Regions from separate parts of the Homo sapiens genome. Here region 1 is linked to region 2. A link is an interaction called in ENCODE POLR2A ChIA-PET data of the cell type or tissue named here. Cell type or tissue: Panc1. All regions are shown on one strand. Each heading gives the region's core, and the rest is flanking DNA. Links, peaks and the distances in the headings are about the cores only.

Region 1 (16,468 bases), core at 3,999-11,998, 160 kb before region 2:
TTCTTCAACACACTGCTGAAAGTCTTCATAAAACACCTTCTAAATTTTCAGTCAAAATGTCTGGCTGTTTGACCTATCCAATTATCCAAGTATTTGTTGGGCCTGCTATTTTTAAGGCATTATGCTAGACTATATAGGGCAGGGGTTCTCTGACCGGTAGCATCAGCAATACCTGGAAACTGCTGGAAATGTACATTCTTGGGACTCGGCCCAGAACTACCAAATGAGAAACTCTGGAGTTGCCTTAAGTTGCAGCTGTAAGTTGCAGCTGTATGAGTATGACAGAGCCTGGGAGTTCCCTGGAGGGACAGGGTATGTGGGGTTGCACTATTAGAAGAGGATTCATGGAGGGAATGTGTTAGATCAAGGATGAAAAGATCTTACCATACAGAGAGATGAGGAAAGGTAAACAAATTTCAGGAACAGCCTGAGACAAGCTTCGGCAGGGAAGGTAAGTGTTAATTCAGAGAAGCTCTGGGTGATGAACCAGGAGAGTCAGAAAGGTGCTCCATCATGGAGAATTTAGAACACTGCTAGAAATCTACTCCCAAGAAGTGTGAAGCCATTGTAAGTTTTTGAGGAGGAAAGTTACTCAAGCTGATCTGTGTTTTAAAAAATAACTCTAGCAGCAAGATGAAGGATTTGATGTACAAGGTTTTAGAGGCAGATGATGATGTTACAGCCCCTTCTATGAGTGACTGTGAGTTCTAATTTAAGATCCCCAATATTGTTTTAAAACTGTGTCATTAATATAAGGATTGCATGTTATGATTAAATGAGAAATGTTGGCACTCTGATTGCATTCTGACATACCTCTAAACCACTGGATTAAATTAACACGTTTATTGGAATTTGGGTTTTTTTTCTTATGTTACAAAACAAAATAAATTTTGATTGAATGGTATTTCTCTTCCTAAACTTTAAGCAAAAGTATGCTTTCAAGTTAGTGGTCTTATGCTTATGAGTCAGCCTAACATCCTCTTTTCTGGTAGAATGACCCAGCCTTCCTGTTTATCATCCCATCTGGCTTGTTGGTCAGCTCCTTCCACTCTTCATGAGGTAGGTCTGGTTTGGAGCTTCCCTAGTGTTTGCAGCCCACATGCATCTCCAGGCAGCCCATTCCACACACCACAGGCAGATCGCCCAAGTCCCTGCCTCTGCTTTGCTAAATACCAACCCATCCCAACCCCCAAAAGTCATTCTTCAGGTGAGAAAGAGCTATGTGGCCTGAAGGATTTGTCATTTCAGTGGGACTTGAAGGATGAGTAGGACTCAGGAGGCAGAGGGGGTGGAACACAGGTATCTGAAAAATGTTGGCAATTACATTTGGAAGTTTTTAACTTACTTCCTGTGAGTGGAAATGCTCAGTGTTCAGCCTGTTTTTAAATCTCAGCCCAAGTACTTATTGTGTGATCTTTGGTTTCTCATGTTCCCTCAGTTCACTCATCGAAATGGGGATAATGATGTCTACTCCTTGGGGAGAGATAAGACTAAGATGGTTAGCCCAGGAACTACTATTATCATTTCTGAATTGCTACAAGCAAACTGAAGCCCATTAGCTTAAAAAGAAGTATCAATCTTACCATTAAGTTAATTAATAATGGTGAAGATACTCATGAGTTTCTTTTATAATTCAGTGATACATATTTTATTCCACGTATTTAAAAGTAAGGGGTGTAGTTTGTTTAGTAGATGATAAAAACTTCAACTCTAGCTATGGAGTTGGAGTGCAAGAATTCTTCTTAAATAGCACTATCAACTCATTTTAATTTCTGTGTTTCAAATGAAAGGAATATATCAAGTTACACAGAAAGTAGATTTTATGATTTATTCTTATAAAATGAATGAGAGTCATAATTTTGTTCCAACAATACAATGTTTAAATTCCTTTCAAGTTAAATTTTCCTCTAGAGTCAGAAGACTTTAACCAACACTTCTGACGCAGTAATAACTATTCCACTTCACACTGAAGAAGCTACAGTATCTAACTTTGAGATATACTCAGAAAGAGAAGGAAGTCACTTAAGTTCACATATCCCATGAGTGGGATCTCAAGCAAGCATTAAAACTGAGTCTGTGTTTCCTTAGGATAAAGTTGAGGCTGACTGGACCAAACAGACCCACAAGGATCAAACAGGGGCTTCAAGGAAACTCAAAGTAGACAAGGAAAAAGAGCAGAAAATTTGGTAGGAAGTCAAAGCCTATTGAAGTGACCAACATGGGATTGTAGAACTATTTGTTGATATGTAAGAATATGAATATTAACACTAATTAATAAATTCCATCATAGCATATGCACAATGGCTCACATAATTTCTGACACATGATAAAATAGGCAGATGAGAACTACAGAGAAGAGGTCATTGTGAAATTGAAAATGAGAAACATGTAATTACAAATCAATCTAATGTATAAAACCACAAATCAATCCATAATAAATTATAGCAGATGTATCAAAGTCAGCTTAAAGATCTAGAGTGATTCCCAGGCCCTCGACACTAGACAACAACCTGATCTGAACTCATACTAGACCTTCAAAATGCTCTGTGAGAAGCAGGGGTGACCTTTCATGGAATCAGAGAAAAAGGAATTCACATTTAGGACAACACTGAAAAGACAAGACTGGTGTTGGAGACAATAGAATCTGAATGGCATGAATACACTGGGTTGTTTGCTATTCACCAGAATCATCAGTTGTGAGAGGTAGGAACAGAGAAGCTCTACAGCTACATTGATTGGGGTTTAGCTGGGCAAGTAAAATGAGAAGACAGGCAGGCAAGAACATTGAAAGAGAATGACTGAAGTGCTTGAGGTACCCCTACCATGGGTATCATGGGATCTAACCCCATTAGAAAGAAGAAGGAGTTTGATGAACAGAAAGACAGAGGACTAGTGGAGGGACTGAACTTCTTGACAGGGTGGATGAATGCAATCTGTGGACCTCATAGACTGAGAAAGCTAAGAATGCAGGACACTGATCAGAGAATGGCCTTGGTGAGGGCAGGGCCATAAGAATGAAGAGCTGAAGCAGGGAAGGGTAAAGGTTACTGGAGCCGAGAAGATCATAAATTCAAGCAGCCAGGGTGTTGCATGGGTGATCCATGTGAACAGAAAAGTAGACCAGGATGGTGATGAGGTGTGGGGAGGAGAATAAGGCTACAGGCTTGTTGCTTCCAAAGCATGAGGAGGAGATCTAGGAATCTGGTAAGGGAGTGAGACATGGAGAGATGGTGGTTTAGTGAGCTATCCCAAGCCTCAAAAGAGCAAGGATTTTTGCTTCCGTGAGGAGGACTTGTGGCCTGGAAGTACCTTGGAAGACGAAAAGTGTGCTGAGCTAAGTTACTGGAGCTGAGGAATTGGGCCACCTCCACACGGGGGAAACAATGTCCTCAGAGTGAGAGAACCATCAGCTAAAGCAAGAATGTGGAAGGAATGTTCAGTGAGGCAGCTGAGAGCATAGGAGACTTATAGATACAGGATAAGAAAGGGTATAGAAGAAAACTGTTCTGAGTGAGGGAGTGAAAAGTTGGGCAACAGGAGAAAAAGCAAAGAAGTGTTTGCAAAGAAAGGATGGAAGAGGACAGAGAAAGAGGAGCGGTTGTTTTGGACTGTCACCAGAGTGGGAGGGACAGGAGGCATTGGTTTCTTGGGGAAGTGAATGAAATTGAATGGAGAATGAATGCTGTCCGGGAGCAATGGATAAAGCTCCTATGAAAGGGGCCGGGTATGGTGGCTCACACCTGTGATCCCAGCACTTTGGGAGGCAGAGGCAGGTGGATCACCTGAAGTCGGGAGTTCGAGACCAGCCTGACCAACATGGAGAAACTCTGTTTCTGCTAAAAATACACAATTAGTTGGGCATGGTGGCACATGCCTATGATCCCAGCTACTTGGAAGGCTGAGGCAGGAGAAAGAATTGCTTGAACCCGGGAGGCAGAGGTTGCTGTGAGCCGAGATCGTGCCATTGCATTCCAGCCTGGGCAACACTAGTGAAACTCTGTCTCAAAAAAATAAAAAATAAAAAAAGGCTCCTATGAAAGGAATTATTTATGACCTGTATTGATGGTACTGTGTAGGGAATTGGGGAGGTGGTGTTAGATTTATCTGAGGAGAAGAGACATAAAGGGGAGAAAAGAAAGTTGGATTGGGGCAAGATACGTACCTTATATATGGTCAGACCTCAAATAACCTTTAGCCCAAAGGCGTGTTGAGTTCCATTGTAAGAGAAAGTTTAGCTCCCCTCTTCCCTCCTGAGGTTCACTCAGCTCAGAACATTTCCTCACGTGAGTATTATAAGCAACTTGCATGCGAAAGAAAATACATCAAAGAGCCATGCAAGAAGCAAAGAAAAGTAGGAAGCTCAGAAGGTGTCCATAATGCTGTAAATATTTTAAAGGTCAGCTGCCAGGGTATTCGTGTTTTGAATCTAGGGGAAAAACACAGTGTGTTGTCACAGTGCCCCATGAAAGTGCAAAGCAGCACGTCTTCCTAGATTCTGTTTTAGCGTGCCTTCAAAAAGGTAGTAGTTCTTGCATCTGCTGCGGTTCCTGTCGCCTCTCTGCTTAAAACAATATCTTGCAAACAGCAGAGTTTCTGAGAAAAGATAAGAGGATTTGGGATTCTCCAAATGCAGCCTGTACAGACTCGGGTCTTATCTGTTCAGATTCTCCTTGGCTTCATTAACTATTACATGCTAACCTTTCCTATTTAACAAGAGGAGACTCTAATTTCCACAGCTTGATGAGAAAGATGTGGAGGTCTATCAAGGCCATGCCTTTCACATTTCTGTCTTCTTCAAGGTACCAAAAAAAAAAAAAAAGCTCATTAAACATTTCTAAGCACTGTTCTGACTATATTTGCCCTTCTCTTAACCTGAAGCTGGTTGGCTGAATTTGATGTTCTTCGTATCTGCAGTGCCTGTGTCTGCAGTGCTTATGTGAAATGTTGGAAATAGCCCTTGTAGCAGCTCTGGCCACACAGGGCTGGTAAAGTCTTCCAAGGGACAGTTTGTCTTTGGGGGTGTCAGGGAGTTCCTGAGCTGTGGCTCAGTCAATTGTCCTTCACTTATTTTAGTCATGCATATTTTCCTTTGAATAGTGAATTGTTAAGACAGTCCTAGCCTGGTCATGGAACAGTGTAATTCTTGAGACCAAATGGGGCAAAATCATCTTAGAGTTAGATCTTTTGAGTGGAAGTATTTCTTTACTTTCCAATATTCTGGTTATAATTTTAATTCTTGCAAATTAAGTCTTAAAACCTAGGGCTCACCTAAACAAGAGAGCATGTTAATAATTTGTTGCCTCTTCAAACTAATGTTTTAAAAGTATTTTCCCAGTGTGCATTAAGGAGAGAGGTTATGTGCTGTAGGGTGTGGCAGAAAAGAAGAGCTGCTCTTGGCTGTGCTGAACTGTTCTGAGCAATTTAGTCGGGATCTCAAATGTGCCTAACACTCTGCAAAATATGCCTGCCCTTTCCTGACCAACCATCCTCAGAATCAGGTAGGACATTCCTCACAGTCACCTGAGCCCGAGTCTGGAAAGTCTCTTCTCTTGTTTGTAGGGTCTTATCAAACTAATTCTTCCAACCACTTTTCCCTAGAGGAATTCTGGTAAATATGATTTCTTATACTTGTTATATTCCCATTGATGTCTTTGTAATCAGTGACGTTTAGTTCCCCTCACAGATTGATGCCAAAGGCTGTCTAACCTTTGATTCAGCTCTGTCAATCACTAAGGTCCCAAAATATATATAAATGGCCAATTTTGATACCGTGTCAGGGATTAAAAACACAAGGCAATATTTTTACATGTAACACAGGTACAGCCAAGATTGGAAACAAAACTAATAGAGATCCTGATAAATTCAGAATGTTCTTATTCATTTAATTTGTTAATGCTTAATTCTAACTTGAGGGATTCTGATAAATTTACCACTTAACTGAGAGGAATGTTTTTGAAATCAAGTATTTTGATCTAAGGAAAACACTGGGTAAATTTTCTGTCAAATTGTGAGCTGAGATGGCTAAGACTAAGTATATGCAAGAAGATAATGCTTGGGTATTTTTTTTAACTTTTTATTTTGGAAAATTTCAAGCCCATACAAAAATAGACAGGACAGTAGAAAGGACCCCTATGGACCTGTCATTTAATTTCAACCATTCTCTTCACATGACTTGTTTTGTTTCAGCAGCGCTGTCACCTCCCTCCACTCCTATGAAGATTCAGAAACATCTAGAAAGGCCAGGAAGATATATTGATACTAACAAGATGATATGCTATCAGCATAAATAGAAAAGTCTCCTTTTCAACATTTTTAAATGTATGTCTTTTACGTTAAATTCAGTTGATTTTAAGGACAGAGAACTGGCTTTAAAAGAATTTGTGAGGGAAAGACCTTGAGCGAATGAGCTCAATATAAACCAGTTCTGGAAGAGAACTGATAAACAAGTGGACCATATCTAAGACAGCATGAAAAGTGGGTTTCAGATAAAGGGAGGCACCATGAACTCCTGCCTCATGAACCCCTATCTGAGATAAAATCTTTAACCCTGGACACCACACGATAAGAAAAATGATGTCTAAGCAGACTACTCTGTGAGAGAGAGAGAGAGACAGAAAAGGCGAGGATCCTAAAAATCACCTCACTCACCCAAGGAGCAGATGAAGAAGTTCAGCATGTCTCACTAGGATTAAAAATAATTAAAAACTTGCAGGACAAGAAAATTGCCTTCAATAACCTGAATGTGTGTTCATGGAAAAGAGACTCAGTTTGCCAAATTAAAAATATGATTTTTTTTTGGAGACTCTTTGCAGGCTTCTACTGGTGTAATTTGGTGATAAACCTTAGACTCTCTCCAGTGTCCTTTATTTTAGTAAATGCTACATATGAGGCATACTACAAGCCATCTCCCAAATGCTTCCTGTTTTCAACGGATAAACAGATGAAATCTAGATTCAAAAATTACAGCCGATGGTGTAGATATGAAAAAATTTAAACACTCCTAGTAACTGATGTCATATGATTTTGCTAATGTAGGAAGAGAATTATCCTTAATGAAAAAGAAAAGAACTAGATCCTGGGCACATTGTTCCACAACTTGAACTTTCCAGAAGAGAGGGGTAGGTTGTCAAGAGAAGGAGAAGACAAGCATCGCTTATAACAACGGTATTATTTCCAGAGCCAGGCATCAAGTATGGTGGATGTATGTGCTTCATAAATGCCAGCTGAACTGACAAGACACTACCTCAGGGACTTGTCTCAGGAACAAACACTGGGAAGATTCCTAAAACCCAATACTGTTTTACTCCCACCTTCTCCAGTGTCTGGAAGTTTGACCTTGGAACCCATTCCATTACCTTTTGAATGTTGCTCATGATTAAAATGCAAACAATTCTAGGACAGTTCATCCCCAGGCACGAAGTGGTCACATGGTATATACAAAAGATGGGTTCAGTGTCTATCAGATTTGGGTTTAATTTCCAGCTCTGCTATTTTGTAGTTGTGTATGTAACTTGGACAAATGTCTTCATCTCTCTGCATCTCTTTCATGTGTGTTGAATGTAGGATTTTTATAAGCTCGAACAATAGGAAGTATTGAAGTATCACACATACAGAAGTAATGGTAGCTATCACTGGTGTTATTTCTTATCTGAACATTTTGAGAAAGGTGGAAAGGAAAGAATCTGAGGAAAGCAGATCCCAGGGAGCGGGCCAGGAAGGCGTGCCATCTAGGAGGGGAGGGAGAAGAAGCTACTTCAACTTGGTGCTTGGACCAACAATAGTCTTTTTGGAGCTCCTAGCTCTGTGACAGCTCATCTTCCCCATCCCTTGCCCCTTCCTTGTCACCCGTCATTTTCCCTGTATCATCATAGGCCCCTCCCCCACCCCATCCCACCCCTGTCAAACATCTTCCCTTTGATCACCACCTCTCCATAGAAACCATTTAGCTATAACTATGCTCATGGCAGATCTTTCATGCTGAAATTCTGAATAGCCCTCTAAATGAGTAGTGATTCTTTAACTAATGATGGTTTCATTTATAAGAGATAGAAGGGGCCGGGTGCGGAGGCTCATGCCTGTAATCCCAGCACTTTGGGAGACCTAGGCGGGTGGATAACCTGAGGTCAGGAGTTCGAGACCAGTCTGGCCAGCATGGCGAAACCCCATCTCTACTAAAAATACAAAAATTAACCGGGTGTGGTGGTGGGCACCTGTAATCCCAGCTACTCAGGAGGCTGAGGCAGGAGAATCGCTTGAACCTGGCAGGCAGAGGTTGCAGTGAGCCCAGATCATGCCACTGCACTGCAGCCTGAGTGACAAGAGCGAAACTCCATCTCAAAAAAAAAAAAAAAAAAAAAGAGAGAGATAGAAGGGAGCCAATGAGATAAGAAAACTGGAAAAAAAAAAAGAAGTCAAGAAAAAACAGAACACATTTAACCATTTAACATCATTTTCTTTCTTTTCTTTTTTTTTTTTTTTTGCGACGGAGTCTCGCTCTGCCCAGGCTGGAGTGCAGTGGTGCAATCTTGGCTCACTGCAACCTCTGCCTCCCAGGTTCAAGCGATTCTCCTGCCTCAGCCTCCTGAGTAGCTGGGATTAGAGGTGCCATACCCCCGACCCCCCGATCATATCCAGCTAATTTTTTGTGTTTTTAGTAGAGATGGGGTTTCACCATGTTGGTCAGGCTGGTCTTGAACTCCTGACCTCAGGTGATCCGCCCGCCTCGGTCTCCCAAAGTGCTGGGATTACAAGCATAAGCCACCTTGCCCGGCCAACATCTATCAGTTTTTAAAACAGAGAGCACAAAAGGTGATTTCTAGACCTTAAGAGGAGGTGCACCAACCTAATATTTGGTGAAAGAATAGATGTGTAATAGCGATATGAAATCAGATTCTTTAGCACAACGTAATGATTTTCAAGTAGTTGATGCATTAACTTCAGAAACTATAACTATTCCTTAGCTTTTGAAAATAAGAGAAAAATTATAAAGCCTAATTTATTAAAATATGAAAATCAAAAGAGATTCCACACTGAAATTCTATATATGGACTTATGAAAAGAACATAGTCTGGCCAACTGTTCTTTACAAAAAAAAATGCTAAAAATTCTACGTACGTCCAGATCTGCCCTAACAACATCCTTTCCTCCTGCGCCCACTCTACCTCCTCATTCTCCAACCTTTGAGAGATCCATTTGCTCAGCCCTGCAGCTACTAGGCTTAGGGTACAAAAATATCAAGGCCAGGGCAAGGTCAGGGGTCAAGCTAACTTCACCACTGACCAGGTTGGGCACACTGTTCAGTCCCCTGGTGTGCTTGTTATATGCGCTTGTGAACATTTGGTTAAAGTGATTTTCTTCTTTATAAAATGGGATTTTAATCAGATTCTCTCTCACTGTGGTGAAGAGGTTATAATGAGATTAAATGTGGAGAAGAACCTGCCCCGGCGCCTGGTGCACGGATTGCTGCTTCTTGACATGCCAGGCATAGGCCTGCCACGGGCTCTTTGCTTCACTGATCCTTCTGCCTGAAGTGCTTCTGCCCAAGATATTTCCAAAGCTTGCTCTGTTACCTCCTCCAAATCTTGACTTCAGTTTCCCTTTCTCTGTGAGGCCTTCGCTTGCCACCTTATCTAAAATTACAACATTCTCTCTATCCAAGAGCCTTTCCCCGCTACCTATTTATTTTTCTCCTTAATTCTTGTCATCCTACAACAAATGGTATATTAATTTATTGTATTTCCCTACTAGAACATAAGTCCTTCAAGAGCACGGAGTTTTGTCCATTCTTGCCCGTTTGATCTCTTCCATTATGCCTAGTGTGGGTACCATATAAGCACTCAATAATATTAAGTTGATGCAAAAGTAATCATGGTTTTTGCCATTAAAAGTAACCATGATTACTTTTGCACCAACCTAATATTTGGTGAAAGAATACATGCAAGGATACATGTAAGCTACTTGTACTAGCAATGCCCTTTCTTACTCAATTTCAGAAGCTCAGACATTGTTACCCTTTTCCAATCCTATTTGTCTAATAGTTATTAACACACTTCCTACCCCTATGCTGAGTAATGAGCTTCTATTAGTGAATTGTGTTCATGTAATATTTAGCAGGACTCAGTTTTCCCATGGACTCTCACCACCCCCTGGGATATGAACCTCTATCCTTGATGATGTTTGCACTAGGAAGAAGTAAATTCTCCTTCTTGTCCATATGTACACATAACAGAGTATGAGCAGGCATAATTGTCCATGTGTGCACCTCAGGCAACTGAGCCAAAGGTGCATTACTATAGCTTCTAGGACTATATGTGTAGATAGGGCAGTAGATTGGGATGCCAATTTATTGAGTTGAAGTAAAAACACATGCCTTGGATTCAACTGAGCTTTTGTGCATGGACAGTCGGAGTGTGAACAATGTGATGGGATGACATTGTCGGGAGTGGCAGCTGTAACAGCATCAACTGGTCACAGCCCTAAAACACAGTGAGTCGTTGAGTCTGTTGTCATATTTCTTATAAATTGTAACAACTTTTGAGACTTTTGCCAGAGCTGGGGTCAGTAATGAATGCATTTTCTGATACACCAAAACACCCACTCCCATGAACGCAGTTCATTCCTTAAAGCATATCCTGGCACAAAGGAACAAGACAGTGTTCATGTAGTGGACACTTATTGTTATTTAGGTGAAAAACCTGGAAAGGCAGGAAGAAAATATTTACTCCGAGGAATATTGGTTAGTCATTAAAAAAATGTCTGAAGTACAGACAATTTGGAAAATTTACTGGTAGCTCTCCTCTCCACGAGATGGCACTCATTGTCTTCCTTCCCTTTTATTTAAAGTTTCAATGCATTCATATTTAAGAGTTTGAATATACCTATATGCACATACATATGCACATGTATGCATAGTATAGCTATGTAAATGTGTATACACACATACACATGCATATACATGTGTGTGTATATCTTAGGCTTTATAATTTACCTAGATCATTCATATTCTTTTAACCATTCAGTTGCATTTTTGACAAAACTGTCATTTACTTGGAGCCCTTGGGGACATTCAGACAGACAGTATGTAGGTTGCTGTGTTGGTAGGTGTAGGGGGAGAGTCGCCATCTTCATCTTCTTCACTCCCACCCCTTGTTCTGCTTTGCCAAAAGACAAAAATACAAAGTTGCCTTGGAGCCTGGGCATCTACCCACAATAGGCAAGAATAAAGCCAGTAACCACATAAACAGAGAATAAACAAGAATGTAATGGGATGAGCTATTTATAGAAAGGCTACCCATCTAGGTTGTTAAGGGACTGAGCAGCCTACTTATTTGAAAAGCTGGTAACATTTTTAAAAAAACATTGAGGTTCACTCCCCTCAGGAGGAATCTTGCTCCTGTTAGCATCCAAGGCCTGAGAACAACTGTTTTCTTTTGTTAGTAAGGGCTAATTTTAATTAAAACAAGATCTCCTTTTCTTGAGGTTCTCCCACCATGCATTCCAGTCTTGTGTTCTGGTTAGAATGCTTCATCAATAGCCGACTTCAGTGTGGATTTGGAGGTCTGAGACACAATTACAGTAACTGGAGAATCAATTAGGGCTTTGGATCATTATGCAGCAATTCTATTTTTATTACGTTAGCACTAAAGTGGGGGAAAGATCAGGAACTCAGACTCTATAGAAAGGCAGATCAACTAATCTATAGGGGAAATGCAAGTTTCTCAGCAACAACAACATCAACACACATTAGCAGGCTGGAAATTCAACTCAAATTGACCGTGTGGGCATTCAAACCAAGCGGGCACTTGGAAGACGGAGATGATAAAGGTCCTTAGAGGACTTACTCATTCAACATGCGTTAGACAATAGCAGCCAGTCCCTCCCGCCTTTGCAGGGGTGCCTTCCTCTTGAGGCCTCTTCCTCTCCAGAAGGAAGCGTTGCACTCCCTACTTGCATGTATTAGTTTCCCTCTATGTAAATCCCCGTAGCTCATATTTATAAAGCACTTTGTTGGTTTCACACAGGTGACATCTAAGAATCATCTTTGTTCTTCTCAGCCACAATGGGGAGGAGGTTGACATGTTCATCCTAATTTTACAGATAAGTTCTGAATAGGGGTTCATGATTTGTCCAAGGTCACAAACTATGTAGAATCAATGCCTAAAATAGAGAACTGGTCCCCAGACCTGTAGCCCACACTCCCTTTTACCTGATCACATAAAAAGCCTAAGATTGATATATCATAGGAAATAAACCTTTGTTTTCTTCTCTAGCATATGCAGGAGTATCGTAAGCCAAAGTTCCCAGTGGATATTTTACATGTGACACTTTCTACCCCTAAACATTGTTTGCTATAGCCTTCTTGAGGATGGAGTCATGACCTCAGAGAAAGGGCACAGTATATTTCATTTCTCCTAGTCCCCAGACTGGATTTTCATCACGGCTGGTGCCAGGTTCTTTTTTAGTACTGCACCGGGCGTATGAGAAAGAGCTTATTTTCATGACTAGCAAGGGCATCATTCAAAAGACAATTTGAACGTGGCCTTTTATGTATTTTTTTGCAAAGCTGTTATTTGGATAACCTTCAGGGAAATCCTTAAAACACTGAAAATGAAAACCATTAACAATGTGTTAGACACACATATACAGAAGAGCTGATAATGTTGAGTGCATGTGTATATTCTGTATCCGTGTGTGTGTGTGTGTGTGTGTGTGTGTGTGTGTGTGTTGAGGGAAATAAGAGATTTGTTCTCTGGGAAATAGCTGATCCAGAAACTGTCATTAATTCATAGGCCAAAAAGCCAAACTCCTATTTTGCAGCCCTTTCCCCATGGACTTAAGGAGTCTGAGGATTAAAAAAAAAAAAAAAAGTCTGAGGTATAAATACGATCATAAAGAGACATTCAAATTTGCTTTCTTCAAAGATTTTGCTCTGAGCTACCCACGACTGCCTGAGACATGTCAGATCTTCAAGAAGTGGCTAGCTCTACTCTGAGAAGCTTTCTGTTTCTGCTTGCTACCCAGGCAACCAAAATGTCAGTGTGCACATGTGCATGCGTGCATATAAATATATACACATCTCTCACCATCTTATTCTTCACGTGCTACCTGTCTGCGTATATGTGTTTATATACATGTATGCGTATGTCTGTGTCACATGTACATTTAGAGGTGTTTTTGCTATTTGAATTTTTGCTTCTTTTTATTTTTGAAGACCAATGGAAAAGTGTTTGAAGACAGCAGATTACATTAAAAAATCAGTTTCACCGACTGGCTCTCAGATACTGGGTACATGTATGCACACACACACCTCTTCTACCCCCTCTGATTAATAGATGCTTCCTCTTAAGTCCTTTAAAAGAGGCATTCTTAGGCACATTTCTCTGCCAAAATGTAGTGGATTCCTCTTTGAAGCTGTGACCCTGTTGATTTTGTTCACTGCCAAATTTCACATCATGAAAAAAATAGCTTAATATTGGAGTGATTAACTTTCATGGAGAGCTGACAGAATTGAGTTCTTCAAAACCTAAACTCTGCCAATTTTGATGTCCCTAATTTATTCCAACAACCATTTAAGTCTAAATGCTTCCATTTTAATCACATTAACAGTATATTACAAAGAGACTGAACACCCAGAGGACTCCAGTTGCAAAATGAATTTGGCTCTTCCTTGTCCTCTTTATCTTTAGAATGATCAAATAGCTGCTGGCAAAAATGTTCAGCTAGAGTCAGCCCTCTGGCAATTTCCCATTGAGTCCCTCTGCTTCCTTAGCCAGAGGCCTGAACCTTGGCACTTGCCCAGACATCACAGAGGAAATAAACATACCTATTATCCAAGCAACCACAAAGATGCCTATCTGACCATTGCTGGCATTAGGTTTACCTGGACAGCTGCATTTGACTGGGGCTAAAGAGAGGCAGCTTTGTGAAACTAATCCACATCAATTCCTATCAACCTGGAGGCCTGATTGGCACCACGATCTAACCAGGGAGGCTGCAGCAGTGGCCCTGGGGAAACTGTGTGTTCCTGGTACCCCTTCTGGGTCTCACCAGTTGATAAAGTATCAGGCCTTCAGTGGGGCCAGTGCAGAGATTTGTTTATACCAAGGCTGAGCCATTGCCAGTTTGCCCATTCCTCTGGTACTGTACTCACATAAAGGTGCAGGAAAGCTGAATATTTAATGCAGGTATTTTATTTGAAACCAAGTGCTCCTGTTCTCCAGGGTCTACTTTCTGCCACCAGCCTACATCCTAGGAAATAGAATAAACATTTTTCTGTACTGCATAAGCCAAGCTATTTTCATATTTAGTTTCCCAACAGCCATCAACTGCATATGTGTGCAGACCCTGAAAACTCAAATACCTCCTTACTGTTTTGGCAGTGTTACATGGTGGTTATAAGCTAGGGTGTTCCTGTCAGAGAGACTGTGCTAACCTCTCAGCTCTGTCACTCATGGTATAACTTGCAGCAAGTCATTTCTGCTCTCTGAGATTGTTTTCTCAACTACTAACATGGGTAAAAGAATTGTATCTACTTCACACAGTGCTGCTTTGAGAAACAAGTGAGGTAATGCACAAAATTAAGAATCTGGTCTATAGTAAGTGCTAAATTATGCACTTCATGTAAGTGTATTTTATATATATATATATATATATATATATATATATAAAGTGTTTAACCAGTGTTATTGATATAGGAATATTACAAATATTTTCCACTTTTTAATTGCTTGAATTCAAGATTGCTACTCAGTAACAATACAGAAAAAGAGATGAGGAGGTTACAAGTTATTTCAAGCTTGAGATACGACTTCTTTAGAGGTTTTTGTTATTACTATTGAGCTTTATTGGATTAGAAGATGCTAGCTTCCAGAATTTCTATTACGCTATGGGCTCAGGGACTGCAATATGTTGGAAGAAAAGCTGGGGATTGTCTTAAAGTTGCATTTACATACTAAGCCCACTCATTTTCCTTAGGTTATGTGATCGTTTAAGGTAGCTCTGTGATGACAGGCACTGATGGAGATACAAGGATGCCATCTCTTGGTATCTTCACATTTACATCCCTCCTAGTCTACCCCTGGGTGTTCCATGTCATCCTTATTCTGGCAATTTCATCTCCTCTGGCCATGAACAATTAAGGATATTTTTAAAAACTTATTTTACAAAGTCCCATATTTCCACTTAAAAATCTTTGAAATAAATACATTATGAAAACAGAATTAAACACTTAAACACAGGTTATTTTTGTCCTCTTTGTTAACCCAAGGCAGTATCTTCTAAAGCCAGGGCTCTGTTGATAACTTTGGTTGGTTTCATGACAACTTCTATAGTTAGAATCCCATGTTGAAAGATGAACTGAATGAGACAAATATGAGGTAATTTTCCTCAATCAGACAATAAAAGTGATGGGAAAACAATATATTTTTTAAAGTTTAACTTTTATTTATCAACAAATACTCTTTTTTTCTTTTGAAACAGAATCTTGCTCTGTCACCCAGGCTGGAGTGCAGTGGCACAATCTTGGCTCACTGCAACTTCCACCTCCCAGGTTCAAGTGATTCTCCTGCCTCAGCCTCCTGAGTAGCTGGGACTACAGGCGTGTGCTACCACGCCCAGCTAATTTTTTGTATTTTTAGTAGAGATGAGGTTTCATCATGTTAGCCAGGATGGTCTCGAGCTCCTGACTTCGTGATCCGCCCGCCTCAACCTCCCAAAGTCCTGGGATTACAGGCGTAAGCCACCATGCCTGGCCAATCAACACATACTTTTGAGTGATACAGAGGTGCCTTTGGCATTGTGAAAGGTGAAATAGAATATTTTTTGTACTTTAAAGTAGAGGAAGTGTTCACATTTCTATTCTAGCAGAAAATCTATTTTCCCTGTAGAAACCAGTAATATTCCCTAATATAGTTATTTGTATAAGGACTAATGTTCTAGTTCAATGATTGGAGCTAGAATGGGTTATTTTTGCCCCTAGACAATTGGACCTCCACACAGAGACTCAGACTCAAAGAGAAAGGATGAAACACAAGCAAATATTATAGCCAATCCTCAGCCTCCTGAAAGGGAAGAATCCTTAACCAAAGAAGAGAGTGAAGTGTTCGAGTCTCTCACCTCTCCAAGGAAGATTCTGATGTTTATATTTGAGAAGGGAGAGTAGAATTTTTGGGACACTCATGAGTCTTTGAGAAAACAAAGTCCATTTTTATATGGCTGGAGAAGGGACAACACTTTTGTCGGAACTCAGTAGTGCTAAGAGCTGTAGCCAGTCGTTGGATGTGAACCCTGTTGCCTTCGGCTGCAATGGAATTACAGACACTGGACTTCCTTTCTTTTGGGGCCAAAGAGGTATATCCTGAGTATATTAGGTGTAACCAGGCAGTCAGAGAACAATCGCGCAGTCATTTGAAGGGTAACCAGATATCTGGGTCAGGTTGCGAAAAACATCAATAGTGTTGGGGTATTTCAC
Region 2 (16,468 bases), core at 5,611-13,610:
TGTTTGCATCCCACCAAAATTTATATATTCAAGCTTTAACCCCCAGCATGACTGTATTTGAAGATGGGGCCTCAAAGGAAGTCATCGAGGTTAAATGAAGCCATAAGGGTAGGGCCCTGATGTAATAGGATTAGCATCATTATAAGAAGAGACACCAGAGTGTGCACTCTCTCCCAACAAGCATACACTGAGAAAAGGCCATATGAGGACATAGGAAGGCGGTAGTTGTATGTAAGCCAGGAAGAGAGCCCTCACCAGAAACGGAATTGGCTAGAACCCTGATCTTGGACTTTGAGCCTCCAGAACTGTGAGAAAACAAATTTCTGATATTTAAGCCACCTAGTCTATGGCATTTTGTTGTGGCAGTCTGAGCAGACTAATATACTTTTAATACTAAAATTTCCCCAGCTCTGGGTTATATATAATTCTTGTGATCTGAGTTGTTCTTGTGCACGCCAGGGTATGTGCCACAAGGAAAAATAAATATGTTTCAAATGAAAAGTATAGGAAACAAAAGACCACCACCCATTTTAATACATAATTGTATGCAGAACCCCAGCATACTTAAAAAGAAAAAAAAACCCTGTTTTTCTGTCAAGTTCTACCCATACCCCCCAAGCAGAAACTTTAATAGGAAACAAAGGTGGGGATATCACATAATATGTAGTTATTACATATTCAAAATAGTTATTAGAACATATTGATGTAGGAATGACTCATAATTCAGATGTGTGAAAGCTCAATATCGAAACAGCAGTATTCTTTTTTACCTCAAGCATTCTTCTTTATTTCTACATAGTATATAACAGAATCTACAAAGAAACATTTATAGCCACACAGCAGAGCATGGAGTTGAGTGAGAGCCCGGAGTCCTATAAAAATGCTGGAGACTTTTCCCTGGAATCTTGGAATCCTGGACAGCTCCAGAAACTGTCCAGAGCTCCTGAGTAGTGATCTCACAGCTCTCTGATGGCCACAGTAGGAAACAGGGTGAAGTCAGACCCCTCTAAAAGCCTTTCAGAATGGTCTCCACCTCAGCAAAAATATTTGAAAGGCAGGTAGCCATAATCTGGCACTCTAGTGGAAAGACTGCCTGTAGTCTGCTGGTGTGAGCCACCGCACAGCCTGCTGTATGGCTATTAGGCTCGAAATTGTTTACCACTATGTCCCTGAAACCAAAATTACAGTAAAAACCCAGTAAATCATCCTTTCCTGCATCAGCAACACCAGACTAATTATCTACATCACAAGAAACCTGCACCTGCGTAGAAAACCCTTCTCCACATTGAAGAACACGACAGTCTGAAATTAGGACCTCACTGAAATGTTTCATCAGGCAGACCTAGTTTTGCTATAAAGAAGCTACCACCCACAGTTATCTGAAACTTATTTATTCCTCCCCCAAATTGCCGGCTGGCCATAATACAGTCATCACTTTCATGTAAAAGGTTTTCAGCACAATAGAGCTCACTCCTATGCATCATCTGAAGCAATATAAGCTAAATAGCCACAAGCCTGTAGAATGTTAAGAGGTGAGAGGCAATAGATATCATCCAGTTCAACTCCTTCATTTTAGAGATGAGACAACTGAAGTCCAGAGAGTCAAAATAACTTAATAAAGTTCACACAAGTGAGTGAATGCATTCTATTTCTCTAGTAATTTTCTTTTTTGTACAAACTCCATCTCTGCCTACCTCCTTTCTCTTCTCTGTTCCTAGCCATTGTCTCACTGTAACCCCAGTAAACTACAAAGGCGGTGACATAACCTAGGCAGCTAACTTTCTGCAAGCAGATTCTCACCGGAAAACTGGCACTTGGTGCTTTGGCAGAGAATGTGATAAAGCAGGAGCAGAAAAGAGTGCACCATCTGGACAGAAGGACGCTTAGTGCCAAGTGGGCCCCAGCCACGGGGAAGAAGAAGGAAAAAGGAAGGGTGTCACCCAACTGCACACATTCATTTTCCCTTTGAGGGGATTTGTTAGTAACCATGCTATTCTGAGTGGAAGCCGTTGTAGGTGGTTCTGATGGCTGACGAATGTGTAGGCAAGGATGAAACAAGGTGAGTGGTAGCCAGGCAATTTGCAAATGATTGTGAGCCAGAAATAGTCGGTGGTGTCTGATTACTATGTATGAATGAAGGGATACGTCTTTGAAGGGTAAAAGTATGTGTGTGTTTTCCCCCACTTACTCTCCTCTTTCTTTTTAGGAAAGTAGCAAGCACAAGATTTTCCCTGACAGTACCTAGAAAAAAATCTTATATTTAACACCACCCACTGACATTTCTCTGCTCTTGCTACATTTTAATCATACTAATATTTTCCTATGCTGTGGCCACGTGTTCCACCTATGAAAACCATACTTGTGTACACAATGGTTTTCAAGTCAATTGGAAGCATCATAGTTGCTTCAGAGGTTCTCCTCTTAGTGATTCTAGCTTTCTATGCACAAATTGCTATCGGCAATAATATGCGTCTTAATTATGATTTTCTGTTTTTGTTATGAAGATGGCTCTAGTGAACTATACCACATTGGAGGCATAAGTATTTTAAGTTACCTTCCCCAGTTTAAGACCAGCCTGTCCAACATGGTGAAACCCCGTCTCTACTAAAAAAAAAAAAAAAAAAAAAATAGCTGGGTGTGGTGGCACGTGTCTGTAGTCCCAGATAGTCAGGAGGCTGAGGCAGGAGAATCACTTGAACCCGGGAGGCAGAGGTTGCGGTGAGCCGAGATTGCACCACTGCACTCCAGCCTGGGTGACAGAGCAAGACTCTGTCTCAAAAAAAAAAAAAAAAAAAAAAAAAAAAAAAAAAGAGTCATGCATGCTAAATTTTCAATAATACATCCACAATACATCATCTCCATTGTTTGGCATTTTAGAGTTTACAAAGCACAACACATATATCGTGATATACTATTTTAACAAGAGTAATCTGATGTTGGTACTTATTCCTACTTTATAGAAATGCTCATAGGCTTGCTAAACAGAACTCAGCCCCTGAGACGCACTGTGGCAGGTGGAACAAGCCCTGACTCTAGAAGCTGATTAAGGTGGATTTGGATCCTGATACCTACTGTGGCCCAGAGCAATTCAGTGGAGACCTCTTAGCCTCAATGGTAGCAACCCCTGCCTATAAGACTCACATGCTTTTAAATAAGATAAATGATGGGAAGATGCTTGGCATAGTGTGGGGGCACCTGTCCATTTCTCTTTCCTTTCTCAACTAACTCCAAGTCTCATGCTTTTCTATTACACAATAATGCCTTCTTGTTCCTCCTTTTTTATCCTCCTATGACCAGTGAGACACACTCTAAGACAGCTGTATGAGATGAGAATAAAACCTATGGTGAGAACACAAGCATGTGAATAGTAAATATAAGGGGGAAAACTATTCTTCAGAATTGAGCTAACTGGCCTGATCAACACTGTCATGAATGTGAAAAACGGAGGGTACATATCAATCTTTAATGTATTGCAGCTGTTATCTCCTAAACTAAATATGTTCACTTTCCTTTAGAAAAAAAAAGAGGGAGAGTAGAGGGCTTTTAGCCCTGTACAGTAAGTCACCAGAATATTTCTTCTTTTTTACAATGATTTAAATTCATATTTAGTAAAAAGTAGGCTACTCATAACAAAAATGTCAGCCTAATAAGCTTCTTCTGAAATGATTTTTATTTTATTTTTCTCTGCAGTAGTATAAAATCTAATGACCAAGCGAAAAACAAATGCATCTGGTACAGCTGATGCATTCAAAGTCTGTGCAAGCTGGAATGACGGCCTCCAGGCAAAACTGTCAGTACTTGGAGTATCCTCCCTGTTCATCAGGATTCAACCTCTGTGACATAAAATTTGATGCCTTCCATAGGTAATTCTTCTGTCAAGGAGAAGTCACTGCATCCCTGATGTTAGGAATCCATTTGTTAGATTGTGTCTTTCTTTGAATACCACCAAGGCTGAATGACCTCATAATTTCATTACTCTTCAGCACAGCCCAAGTGCAATTCATAAACTGCAGGCAGAAAGATTTCCTCCTCTTGGGAGAGGTTGCTTCTGCCCACCCTTAGTATTTCTTTCCATATGGACGGTGCTGCCCTCATGGGGCACTCCTGGCCTCTCTTCTCCTCTTCACTCCCTCAAGGGAGAAAAATATCAATCCCATTGTTTTTTAGGAGAAATTTTGAAAGCATAGTCCAGCCCCACTCCTCCCATTTTCTCTTCAAGAACTGGCCATCTCACTCCATAGCCTAGACTTTGGCAGCCCTAGACTACAGGGGCACAAGAACTGGCATTTAACCATGTAATTCCAATATTTTATCCAAAGGTTACCATGAGCTTTATAGCTGTAGTATTAGCAGTATCTAATTTTTGAAGGGGAGAAAAGTACTCAATATTTAATATATCTTCTTACATATTTATTTCATTGAATAACACCTACTATTTCAACTCCAAAATAGAAAGTCCTGATAGGGAAAAGGCCACCAATTAGAATATTTTTAATTTTTAAAACACATTCACAATATAGCTGCCCTTGGTAAATATATTTATATTTCACTCATCATTATATAGAGATAGATGGGAATTTTGTCTATGGGATTTGAATTTCTACAAATCAAGAAGTCAGATTTTTTGTTTCAATTCTAACTGCCCAGCTGATGTTAATTAAATACAGAGTGAGAGCATTTAAATATCAACCATAAGAAATACAGTTCATTGGTAATCATTTACAAATTTTTGAATGAATATTAAGGTTAAACTTCCAAAGAAATATTTACAAAGCAAAAGAAGTGAGTCACTTTAGAAACCTTTTCATCCCCCTCATGCCTAATACCCAAAATATCCCAGGTGCATGGGTATTATGAAATACATTACTGTAAGCCCAGCACATCAGGCAATGAAAAAAACTAGGCCAGAAATGTTCCCATATGTTTAGGCACCAGCTGTTTTTCATGGGTGGCTGGTGGACATTTCCCTTCCTAGCCCTGGAAAATCACCCTAAATCCAGATCATCTAATCAGCTTCTGCCAAGCTGTCTGCAGGACCTCGGAGGCCACTGGGCTCTGTCCACACTGCTCTTCCTGAATCATTGAACTTTTCTGTGCTCATTGAACTTTTCCCTACAAGGTCATTCTCCCTAATCTTTAACCATCTTTTAGGCATTGTAAGAAACCTTTCCCACATCTCTGTGAATTCCACTTTAGAGTCTCATCTAATTTCCTCCATTTAGGCAGAAAATGTGGAACTTTATTATAGCTTAAAAAAGAAGGGGAAAAACAATGTCTCCCTCATTCTTTTGGAGTATGTAGTTATGAGGTGTTGCACAGATGTAAAGAACATAGCTGGTTGACTAGCATATATCTCAACACTTTGCAAAGAAATTGATTAAGGAAAATGCCGTTAATTCAGACCTTACTTTGTCAGAAATGTTAAAGGGTTTATAGCCTAAGTTTACCTTTATGCTATCTATTTACACACATGCTTTCCACATGTTGATAGGCAGAACACAGTGGCTCAAGCCTGTAATCCCAACACTTTGAGAGGCTGAAGCAAGAGGATCATTTGAAACCAGGAGTTCAAAACTGGCCTGGGCAACATAGCAAGACCCTGTCTCCATAACAATATGAGCATATGCAGGTGTTTTTTAAAATATTTTTTTTTTTTTTTTTTTTTTTTGAGATGGAGTTTTGCTCTGTCACCCAGGCTGGAGTGCAGTGGCGCGGTCTCGGCTCACTGCAAGCTCCGCCTCCCAGGTTCACGCCATTCTACTGCCTCAGCCTCCCAAGTAGCTGGGACTACAGGCGCCCGCCACCACGTCCAGCTAATTTTTTTGTACTTTTAATACAGATGGGGTTTCACCATGTGAGCCAGGATGGTCTCGATCTCCTGACCTAGTGATCCACCCGCCTCGGCCTCCCAAAGTGCTGGGATTACAGGCGTGAGCCATCGCGCCCGGCCAGAATTAATGTCCTTATAAGCAGAGACACTAGAGAGCTCTCTCCCTCTTTCTCTGTCTCTCTGGAAGCACACAAAAAACGGTTTCTCAGAAAATGTAGAGAAAAGGCAGCCAACTACAAGCCAAAAGAAGAAACCTTAGAATGAAACCCACCTTGCCAGCACCTTGATCTTGGAATTCTTAGCCTGCAGAATGGGGATAAATAAATTTCTGTTGTTTAAGCCACTCGGTTTATGATATTTTGTTATGGCAGTTCAAGAAGATTAATATGCTACCCTACCTTCATAATTGCAATAAAGAAAAATATACCTGAAAATATATTAATAAAATATACCTTAATTGCTCTTGTCATGACCTAATGCAGACTGCCTCTGACTTACTACGGCTTGACTTCAGATTTTTCGACTTTACAATGGAGTTGAAAGCCTTACACATTCAGTAGAAATTGTACATCAGGTACTCATGCAGCCATACTGTTTTTCACTTTCAGTAGAGTATTCAATAAATCACATGAGATATTCAATATTTTATAATAAAATAGGTTTTGTGTTAGATGATTTTGCCCAAGCATTAAATGCATTTTTACTTACATTTCAACTTACAATGGGTTATTGGGACATTGCCCCATCATAAGTTGAGGGGAATCTGTTACATTTCTGCTCTTGGTGTGTTTCCCATTTAGAGAGGAGGGAAAGTGAGAGCAAGGACTTTGTCTTATGCATCACTGAATCCACAGCACACACAGCAGTGCCTGACACAATGTAAATACTAAGCTGACATTTGCTAAACAAATAAATGTTAGGTAAATGAATTTTAAAGTAATATTAAGCCTGATGTTTTCTGTTATGTGGGTATCTCATCTGAAATGGCAAGATTTCTCTGAAGCAAGATCAGAGAAAATGTATTTTATGTGTTTCCTAGTTTGTAGTCATGAGACACAGAAAAAATACGAAACCTACTTCTCTAGTGTCCAAAATAGAGCATACCACCACCACCTGTGATATTGAAGTAAAGAATAAACAAAGAAAAAAGAGCAAAAGGGAAGCATGAAGGCTTCATAAGCAAACAGGGAAGCCATTCTAATTTAAAATTATTTTGATAATGTATATAATACACTAGATGGCATGAGAAATGAGAACACAAAAATGCACCATTGCTTGTTATTTTGGAGGGGAGGACAGTTGCATTTGCTCTTGTAATTGTCAAATGTGTTCCTCTTGTGCTGCAAGGATCCATCATAGCCAGCTAGAGACTGGGGGCTGGCAGTTCTATTGATAGACTTGAGCACACACTGCAGTCTGTCAAGTCTCACATTTACATCTTAGGATCTAATCTGTTTTTCCTTCCTTCATGAAATCAATTCTGTAGCAATTAAATAACCAGCCCACAAGGCATTTTAATATCCCAAGCATTTATCTATATATAGCCCAGAAAGGAAAAGGTAATTAGAAGTGACTTACTATCACCGGTGCTGGGGGACACATTAGAAAAATCAGTGCTTCATCATTACTTTAAAGAGGTACCTCTAAATCTACTTCATTTGTGATTCAGTCCTCCTCTGTGACATGCTGCTGAGTCCTTTGATTCCTAGAGGACAGAGACTTTTAAATGGTTGTCATTATATGGGATTTTATTTCATTTTCTGTCAATTTCAGGCAGCACTGAAATAGACTGTTTTTAGCTGTGGGATGGTATCATCACATGCACACAGCATTGGTTCAAGTAAGTTTTGAAAGATGTGAAAAGGCTCAAAGAAAATGACTTTCCATGTCCTCATCCATTTGAGTGTTTTAAGCTGAGTCTTATAGGTTAGAATTTCTTGAGGAGTGATTTACGGGAAAAAGAAAGCAAGGAATTTCCAAAAGATCCAAGCAAATTTTATTGGTCTTCTCTTTGAAAACTGAATTTACCTTTCAGATCAATAGCCTGAACATATGAGGAAGTTATGGCAGAGACTAATGAGCATAGAATTTACCTTGGAAAGACCAACCGTAATTCCTGGTACTGCCTCTTCCAGCTACTAGTAAACCCCTGCAACTAGATTTCCTCATTTACATAATGGTAATAAAATACCCTTGGTGGTTATTAGATGCACATCTCTTTCCATATTAGCAACTGAAATTGAGGTGCATATCACCATGCATGGTTGCTTTCAATACTCCACATCAGTGTTTGGGACCAAGTTGCTGCTTAGGGCTGCCCTGGTATTCCAGAAGTATAAAGCTAAGGAATTGCTAAGGTGAGAACTTGGTAATGTCTCTGTCACCACCTCCAGAGTTCTTCCTAGCTATATGCATAGTCTCTGTTTCAAGCCATCTCTCTGCTGAACCTGGGTATGGAAGCCTCCAGACTGAGAACTCAGGAATTTAATGTGGGATGTAGCAACAAGGTAAATTTCCTTGATCTATTACCTAGTTCTTTTACCTATTTGCTATAATAATGCACCTATTTGAGGCACTTCAAGTCATAAGTCACATGGAATAATTAGGGAATTCATCTATGGCTGAAGGGAAGATTCAAAGCACATTTATAAGAGGCATAAAATAAATTTTATAAGTGACTCAAAGTATTTTGTCATGGTTAAGTAGAATTATTTTTTGCTTTCATAGTGGTACATTTTTAAAGGTGCATTTATAAGCTATGGCATGTAAGATTCATGAAACAGTACCTGCGGCAAGGTCAGATGAGACCATGTGGGTAAAATGGTTTATAAATGACAAAAGTCAGTACAAATGAAAAATATGATAATAATACTCTGCCAGGAATCAGTTGAAGGAAAACCACTCCATAAACGTATTTTGTGGTTTATAAATTATGACTCAATAAAAAATAATAAGCCAGGCATGGTAGCATGTGCTAATAGTCTCAACTACTCAGGAGGCTGAGGCAGGAGGATCACTTGAGGCCAAGAGTTTAAGACCAGCCTGGGCAACACAGCAAAACTCTACCTCTAAAAAATTTAAATAAATAAAACATAATAGAGATAATCCAGCATATTCAGAACACCCCAAAACAGAATTTTATTTTGCATCCCCTAAGGAAATACACATAAAATTTAGAGAAATTCTCAGTATAGAATTTAAAGTTCATCTTTTTATGATAGTATATAAATAAGAGCAATAGAGCATGAATTTCTATATATAACATATGTATATTAGAAACGTTCATTAAGGTAACCACCAAAAGTGGTAGAAGGCTACACTGAATATGAGTTTTGTAAATATGGTTCCCTAGTGGCATCACAAGACGTTTCAAACTCACTAGAATCAACTTAGAGAAGAATAAATCCATATAGCCCAGCGACAAACTGCCAAGGCATTCTGAACACCAAGATCTACCATGAGCATCCACTCCAGAATGTATGTGTTATTCACTCAACATACATCTACCGAGACCCCATTCAATGAAAGCAGAGTGTGAGAACCTCTGCTTTCATTCATTGTTACAGCTCAAGGTATTCATTGTTATAGCTCAAGGACATTACTTTGCCTTTTACAATACTAACATTGAGAGTTCCACACTCTAGGAAAAAGCAAGTGCATTCCAATGAAGTGTGTAATAGCATGCTCACCCAAAGATAGTGAGGACAGATTCCTCATTGATCTCTCTCAGTGCCAACAGGAAAATATCCCAGTATGGTGCATTCTACTAAGTATCTCCTTAGGTGTTTCAAGTGGCTAAAAATAAATCAGTCCAAAGTGACAAGTCATGGTCATTAGTGCCTGTGAACCTTTGCAACTACCATCACTTCTGCCTTTTGTATAACTTCTTAACTCTTGTTCTCATAAGTTTCTACTAAATGACTCATTGCCACTGGGAAGCATTCCCTGAACTTCCCAGCATCAACAACTTCTTCATCTATACTAAGACAGTGTCCAGTTCCCTTCCCTTGTGGGTTGGGTTGGCTGGAGAAAGTGCTGGGAGCTGAAGATGCCAGAGGGGTCACCACCCCATGGCTTCCACTATCACCACTTTAGAGGAAAAGTAAAGTGTTCCAAATAGAGCAGGGCCTTGTGTCACTCTGTCTCACCTGAAAGTTCAGTTCCCTTCTGATTGGTGCACTCCCTGCCGAAAACCATTCATTGCCTGCTAACCACCACAGATGATATCCAATCTCTAGAGCAGGAGTTAGTAAACTAAGGCCTACTGGCCAAATCTAGCCCATGACCTGTTTGTGCAAGGTGTGCAGCTAAGAATGCTCCTCACATCTTAAAGGATGGAGAAAATAAGATAAGATGGGACAGAAATTGTACATGGCCCACAAAGCCCCACTTAAAAGGAAACATTTGCTGGCCGGGCGTGGTGGCTCATGCCTGTAATCCCAACACTTTGGGAGCCCTAGGCAGGCGGATCACGAGGTTAAGAGATTGAGACCATCCTGGCCAACATGGTGAAACTCCATCTCTACTAAAAATACAAAAATTACCTGGGCACGGTGGCGAGTGCCTGTAGTCCCAGCTACTCGGGAGGCTGAGGCAGGAGAATCACTTGAACCTGGGAGGCGGAGGTTGCAGTGAGCTGAGATCGCACCACTGCATTCCAGCCTGGTGACAGCACGAGACTCTGTCTCAGAAAAAAAAAAAAAAAAAGGAAACATTTGCTGACCCCCTATTTAGAGAGTGGTGTCGGAGACGTCTTGATCCATTCCCCCAGTGCCTTTCTGGCCTCATCTGCAGAACCCAATATCCAGCCATAGACAACTCCCTGAGGTTACCCCAAAATGTGTCTTGATTATAATACACCCACAGCTTTAAACATGCTATTTATTTTCCCTACCATAATATGATCAAATTCTTATTTTTGAAGATTAATTCTGTAACTGATTCAAAGGTGAGTTTTTGATGGGTGGTAGGGATAAGGGGTACAGGATTCTGGAGGAAGACCACAACAATGGATCAGGAGAAAGATGACAAAAGTCTGAAAAAGTACAGAGGAGGGTGTAAAATTCGTAGATATGAAACATATAGTAAGGAAATGGATACAGAAAAAAAATAGCAAAGATATGGAACATATTTGTTAGTTGCGGAGACCAAGAAGGAGTCTAGGAAGCCAACAGAGCTCGAAATGTAGTAAGAGGAGGATGCTATTTCCATTCACCAAAAAAAAGAAAAAGGCAGTTCTGGGAAGAAGATAATGGGTTCAACCTCCTAGCTGTTGCATTTTCAGTTTCAGTTTCTGTGTGAAATGTCCACGTGTAAGAATCTTTTTTCTTTTCTTTTCTTTTCTTTTCTTTTCTTTTTCTTTTTCTTTTTTTTTTTTTTTTTTGAGATGGAGTCTCCCTCCATCGCCCGGCTGGAGTGCAGTGGTACAATCTCTATCTCGGCTCACTGCAACCTCCACCTCCCAGGTTCAAGCGATTCTCCTGCCTCAGCCTCCCAAGTAGCTGGGACTACAGGCACGTGCCACCACGGCCAGCTAGTTTTTGTATTTTTAATAGAGACAGGTTTCACCATGTTGGCCAGGATTGCCTCAATCTCTTGACCTCGTGATATGCCCGCCTCAGCCTCCCAAAGTGCTGGGATTAGAGGCGTGAGCCACTGTGCCCAGCCAAGAATCTTGTAGGCAGCTAGAAAGAATATGCTGAAATTCAGGTGAAAGGTCTAAGTTGGTGCCACAGTTCTGGATGCTGGAGTTGGCACTGTGAGAGCAGATGAAATCCTTGTCAAAGCTGGAACCCAAGGAACGCTACCATGCATGGGACAGGAGAAGTAAAACTTGCCAGCAAAGAAGACAGAAGAACTGGTTAAAATAAGAAATAACCAGAACACAATGGTGTTGTGGAAACCACGAGAAAACAGTGCTTCAGGATGCCACGTGCTGCAGAATAATTAAGACCAATAAAGACTGGAGAGTGGCCATGGGATTGGCGACTAGATGATGTCACTCTCCTCTCAGGTTCTGGAAAATACGGAAGTGCAAAGAACAAACATAGGCTTGTCGGGAAACTATACTGCTATTGTTTGAAAGGCTTTAGATTCAGACAAATCTGGCTCTAAATCCTAGTTCAGACACCTGTTTTCTGTGAAGCCTAATTAACCTTTCCAGGTGGCAGTTTCTCCATGGGTAAAATAGAAACTACACTAATTACAAATGACTATTATGACAAATGTCTATAAAATAAAATGATAGAGGTTAAAGTGCTTGATACATAGCCAATATTTAATAATCATTATGAATTATTATTGTTACCAAAACTGTGGCTTTACAAGAAGATAGATAAGATTATGGCTATGGGGGCACAAGCTCAAAAGAATAAGATTGTTTTTCATTTTGAAAAATGAGCCTGTTTACAGACTATAAACAGTGTTTGTATAAAGAGAGGTTATAATTGATCACTCACAGTTCTGGAGGATATAGAAAAGGATGAAATTAAGAGCATAGGTGACAAATTAGAATCGACTTTTTGTGTATGAGAGAGAAGAAGAGAGATGAGTTGGAAATTGAGTTGAAAACAAAAAAAAGAGACAATGGAAGATGAGGGAGTTCCCTCCTGGTTAGTAAAATTATAAAGAAAGCCAGCTTAAAGCTTCTCAGGGGACCAATCTCTACGAGGTATTAGCATGTCACTAGAGAAAATTAGTTTTACTAGAACTTCTCACAGGGAAACTGCAGTATTCTACATGGTAGGAAGGCAAATTCAATTCCTTCTTGAGGTGGAGAAAAGTGAAACACTCTTCCCTCTGCCAAGAAGGCCCATAGTTCCCCCAGTGCCTTTCTGGTCTCATCTGCAAACCCAATATCCAGCCATGAACAACTACTTGAGGTTACCCAAAAATGTGTTTTTATTTTAATATACCCCCAGCTTTAAACATGCTATTTCATTTGCCTACCATAACACGATCAAATTCTTATTTTAGAAAATTAACTCTGGTAACTGTTTCAAAGATGAGTTTTTGATGAGTGGTAGGGATAAGAGGCATTAGTACAGTAATAACAAAAAACGGTTACTACACCTCTTTGTACAAGGGGAGGGGAGGCTCTGCTGATCTGCAGAGCTGTTGCTTTGCAGAATGCAGTGTGCATGTCTGGGGCCATAGCTGAATTGCTTAAAATAATGGAAGAAAGGTTGATCCGTCCCTCCTTTCCCTTTAATAATTATCCAAGCCAGTAGTCCCCAACCTTTTTGGCACCAGGGACCTGTTTCATGGAAGACAATTTTCCCACGGACTGGGTAGGGGGATGGTTTTGGGATGAAACTGTTCCACCTTAGGTCATCAAGCATTAGATTCTCATAAGGATTGTGCAACCTAGATCCCTCCATGTGCATTTCACAATAGAGTTTGTGCTGCTATGAGAATCTAATGCCGCAGCTGATCTGATAGGAGGCGGAGCGCAAGCGGTAATGTTTGCTCAACCTCCACTCACCTCCTGCTGTGTGGTCTGGTTCCTAACAGGCCACAGACCAGTACCAGTCCATGGCCCAGGGCTTGGGGACCCTCAATCTAAACAACATTGGTTTGAAATGTTCCAAACCAGCAGCCTGCCTGGGGTGCTCAAACCTTGGCTCCATTGGAAATGGAAATGAAGTTCCTGGTGATGGGGAGTGGGTCAGGGTATTTGAAGAGAGTGGAAGGGATGATGACAGATTCTGTGAAAAACCTGAAACCAACAGGTATTGAAGATAGAAACTGTGTAAGGGGCTTACAAATGAGAAAGGAGAAAAAATATCAAGTGACTAGAACAGTCTGTGAGGTCACCTATACTTCTCCTTCTTTTCCCTTAACTTCTTCCCTTTTGCCAATTCCTTCTGCTGACTTACTTTGAAACTCTGACATTTTCAATTCCCTCTTTATTTCCCCTCTCCCCTGCCCCACCTCACCCTTGGTCCTTATTCTCCTGATTGTATACTTTTTGGGTAGCACTGCTTTGCCACTCCACAGGTAAATCAGACTTATTTGATCTTATTTCTAGGGTATTATGTTTCCCAAAGTGGTGGGGAAAAAAAGAGAGGATACATAAATTCCAGTTTATATAAAAATAAAATGGAATCTGAAGTACTCATCTACGTTTCCCTTTTTACGCATACATAATTTTTTCATATTTTGCTTTACAAAACTACAATCAGTGCCTCTAATAGACTTTCCCTTATTATAGCCTCTTCAGTCCATGCAGTATAAGAAGAATCAAACTGTTTTAAATATGCATATTCAAGCCAGAGAATTAACTTCAAAATAAGATATTTTCCAGGAATAATTACTGCTGTAGTTAATGACCTGTAGCATGCTTTGGTCCATTAACTCCTCCCAGCTGGTTAATACTCCCTTAGGAAATGCCCAGTGTCTCAATCATTATTGACTAATTAATTGGGCTTTCCTGGACACAGATGTGTTTTTGTAACATCATATCTCAAGCAGGTGTATTTAGTTGTCCACTGACCAAATGCTGTTGTCCAGTTTCAGATTCTTCTAGACCGATATTCATTGATGGTCTAGTTTACATTCATGAAAGTATCAAAATAAAAATGAAATCAGAAAATATACTAATGTGAAACTTCCCAAACAAAATAGGCTTTTTTCTTCCCTAAGAGAACTATGTGCTAGCTCTGTGATACTAAGCAAGTTACTTAACCTCTCTTAAGCTTCATCTTCTCATCTCTAAAATGGGGATAATAATAGCAGCTGCTATCATAGGAGTCTTGCAAGAACGAAGAGATAATGCAGAGCAAATATATAGGATAATGCATGATATCAGTATTCAGGAAGTCATCATTTTTATTTACTATCTTCTTTACTACAAAAGCAGAGGGCAGATTGCATGGGCATAGAATATTTTGCGCCAATTACAAGCTCACCTCAATCCCAATATTTTTGGCCTTTTTCCTAAAACAAATCCTAAAGAGAATTATACAGTACTCACAGATTCTCTGAACTGAGTGAGAATATAAGAAAGGAAGAAAAGAAAATCAGGATAGACTTCTCAGTCACTCTTTGAATGTGAAAATGCTTAGCCACCAAACTCTTGATCATTTTTTAATCAATAGTTTTTTTTTTCGTCAATACCTCCACCAAACTCTTGATCTTTTTTTCATCAATAGCCATCCATCAAGTATAGATAGCAGCAGGAGGCAGACAAATGCCTAGGCAGATAGGGGCAGGTCCCTAGTGAAATTCCACCTCCAAGCTGAAGACAGTGTAAAGCCTGAAAGGCAAGCTACAAGTCAAATCCACGGACCAGATTAAAAAATTGTCTTCCCGTTTGGCACACTTTCCTCTGATTGAACCCCACTCTTCAGCTATTTTACATATACCTACCCTTTTCTAATTGGTTTTCTACACTGCCATGCCCATCTTTGAGTGGTGCCTTTGCTTTAGCCTTTCTTTGCATACTCACAAGCCAATCAGCACATACTCTCCATTCTGAATCCATAAAAAGCCCTGGACCCAGCCACACAGAGAGAAAAACCACCCTGCATCCCCTCTCTGCTGAGAGCTATTCTGTTGCTCAATAAAATTCTTCTCCACTCATTCTCATCCTTCTAATTGTCTGCATAACCTCAGTCTTCTTGGATGTGGGACAAGAGCTCAGGAACCACCAAACACGGGTACAATCTGTAACATAGGTGGGCCAAGTGGGTGGGGTGCCTCCAGTGGCAGGCCCAGGGCCAAGTGAGGCCCAGGCAGGCATGCATCACTGGCCATGAAGGTCCCCAGTTGGCACAGTAGCCGAGAAATATCCTGCATCGTTTCAGCCACTGAAAATCATGAGTGACCCGAATGAGAGTGCAAGAGGTCAAGGTTCTGATATGCTTTCAAACACTGATTTGTGCACTTGAACCAAAGCATGAAAATTGCCTGGTGAGTTTAGGCTGCACGGCTAAAAAGAGGAGGTATAGCAGCTGTTGACTGAGAGCCTCCATGCCAGCTGAGGCCAGGTTTTCACCCATGGATGCCACAAAAGCAGCCATAGTCTCATAGGGACTGAAGCCTTGGGATTGGTGGTGCCCTTGGGAATGACAGTGCCCTTTAGAGGAGAGGAGTTGTCATCTCTGCAGAAGCTCCCTGTGTCCCTTTCCTGCCTGTCTTCTCACTCGCTTTGCCTCCTGAAATCTGGAAGAACAAATAATAACCTAGAAACTGAAAAGTAAGATTCAAGCATCTTTCATCTAATGTGATCTGTTTTGCGAACCATTATAAGTCAATGGCTTGAGCTTTTTTTTTTTAATTTTCAAAATCTCATTACATCCCTAATAGGGTTCTTTTGTGGATAAAAATGATTCAGTGCTTTTAAGTACAAGAGCTTTGCTGCTTATAAATGCTCGCTGGAGTCACGTAAGTGTAGTAAATTATAAATTTGGAAATGTAAAAGTAACAGGCTTCTGATTGAACCACAGGGCTGTATATATTTTTTTAAACCACAAAAAGAAAAATATATAGCTTCTAGTTATTATAAATAAAATCACAATAATTTACCTGTATTAGTCCATTTTCACATTGCTAATAAAGACATACCTGAGATGGGGTAATTTACAAAGAAAAGAGGTTCAATTGATTTACAGTTCTGCAGGGCTGGGGAGGCCTCAG

Evidence for each region. Peaks named below come from ENCODE experiments on the same cell type or tissue, not always from the same donor. Only the 100,000 strongest peaks of a DNase experiment are listed, where the experiment ranks them.
Region 1: POLR2A ChIA-PET joins it to region 2 with 6 read pairs; 2 of 35 experiments call an interaction of 5 or more read pairs at or near these places.

What each region holds. Positions count from the first base shown.
Region 1 is chr6:146,891,770-146,908,237 of GRCh38, forward strand. All of the region lies in intron 7 of STXBP5-AS1 (STXBP5 antisense RNA 1), which reads right to left. Among named protein-coding and RNA genes, the nearest start is that of LUADT1, 260 kb to the right of the region's middle. RefSeq lists a silencer at 204-498. In Panc1, for the core only: CTCF peaks have their summits at 10,803 (motif pointing right) and 11,007; a DNase peak (open chromatin) is centred at 10,812; H3K27ac peaks cover 6,302 bases.
Region 2 is chr6:147,054,136-147,070,603 of GRCh38, forward strand. All of the region lies in intron 5 of STXBP5-AS1 (STXBP5 antisense RNA 1), which reads right to left. Among named protein-coding and RNA genes, the nearest start is that of LUADT1, 97 kb to the right of the region's middle. In Panc1, for the core only: no CTCF peak of the experiment used is centred there; a DNase peak (open chromatin) is centred at 9,576; H3K27ac peaks cover 2,512 bases.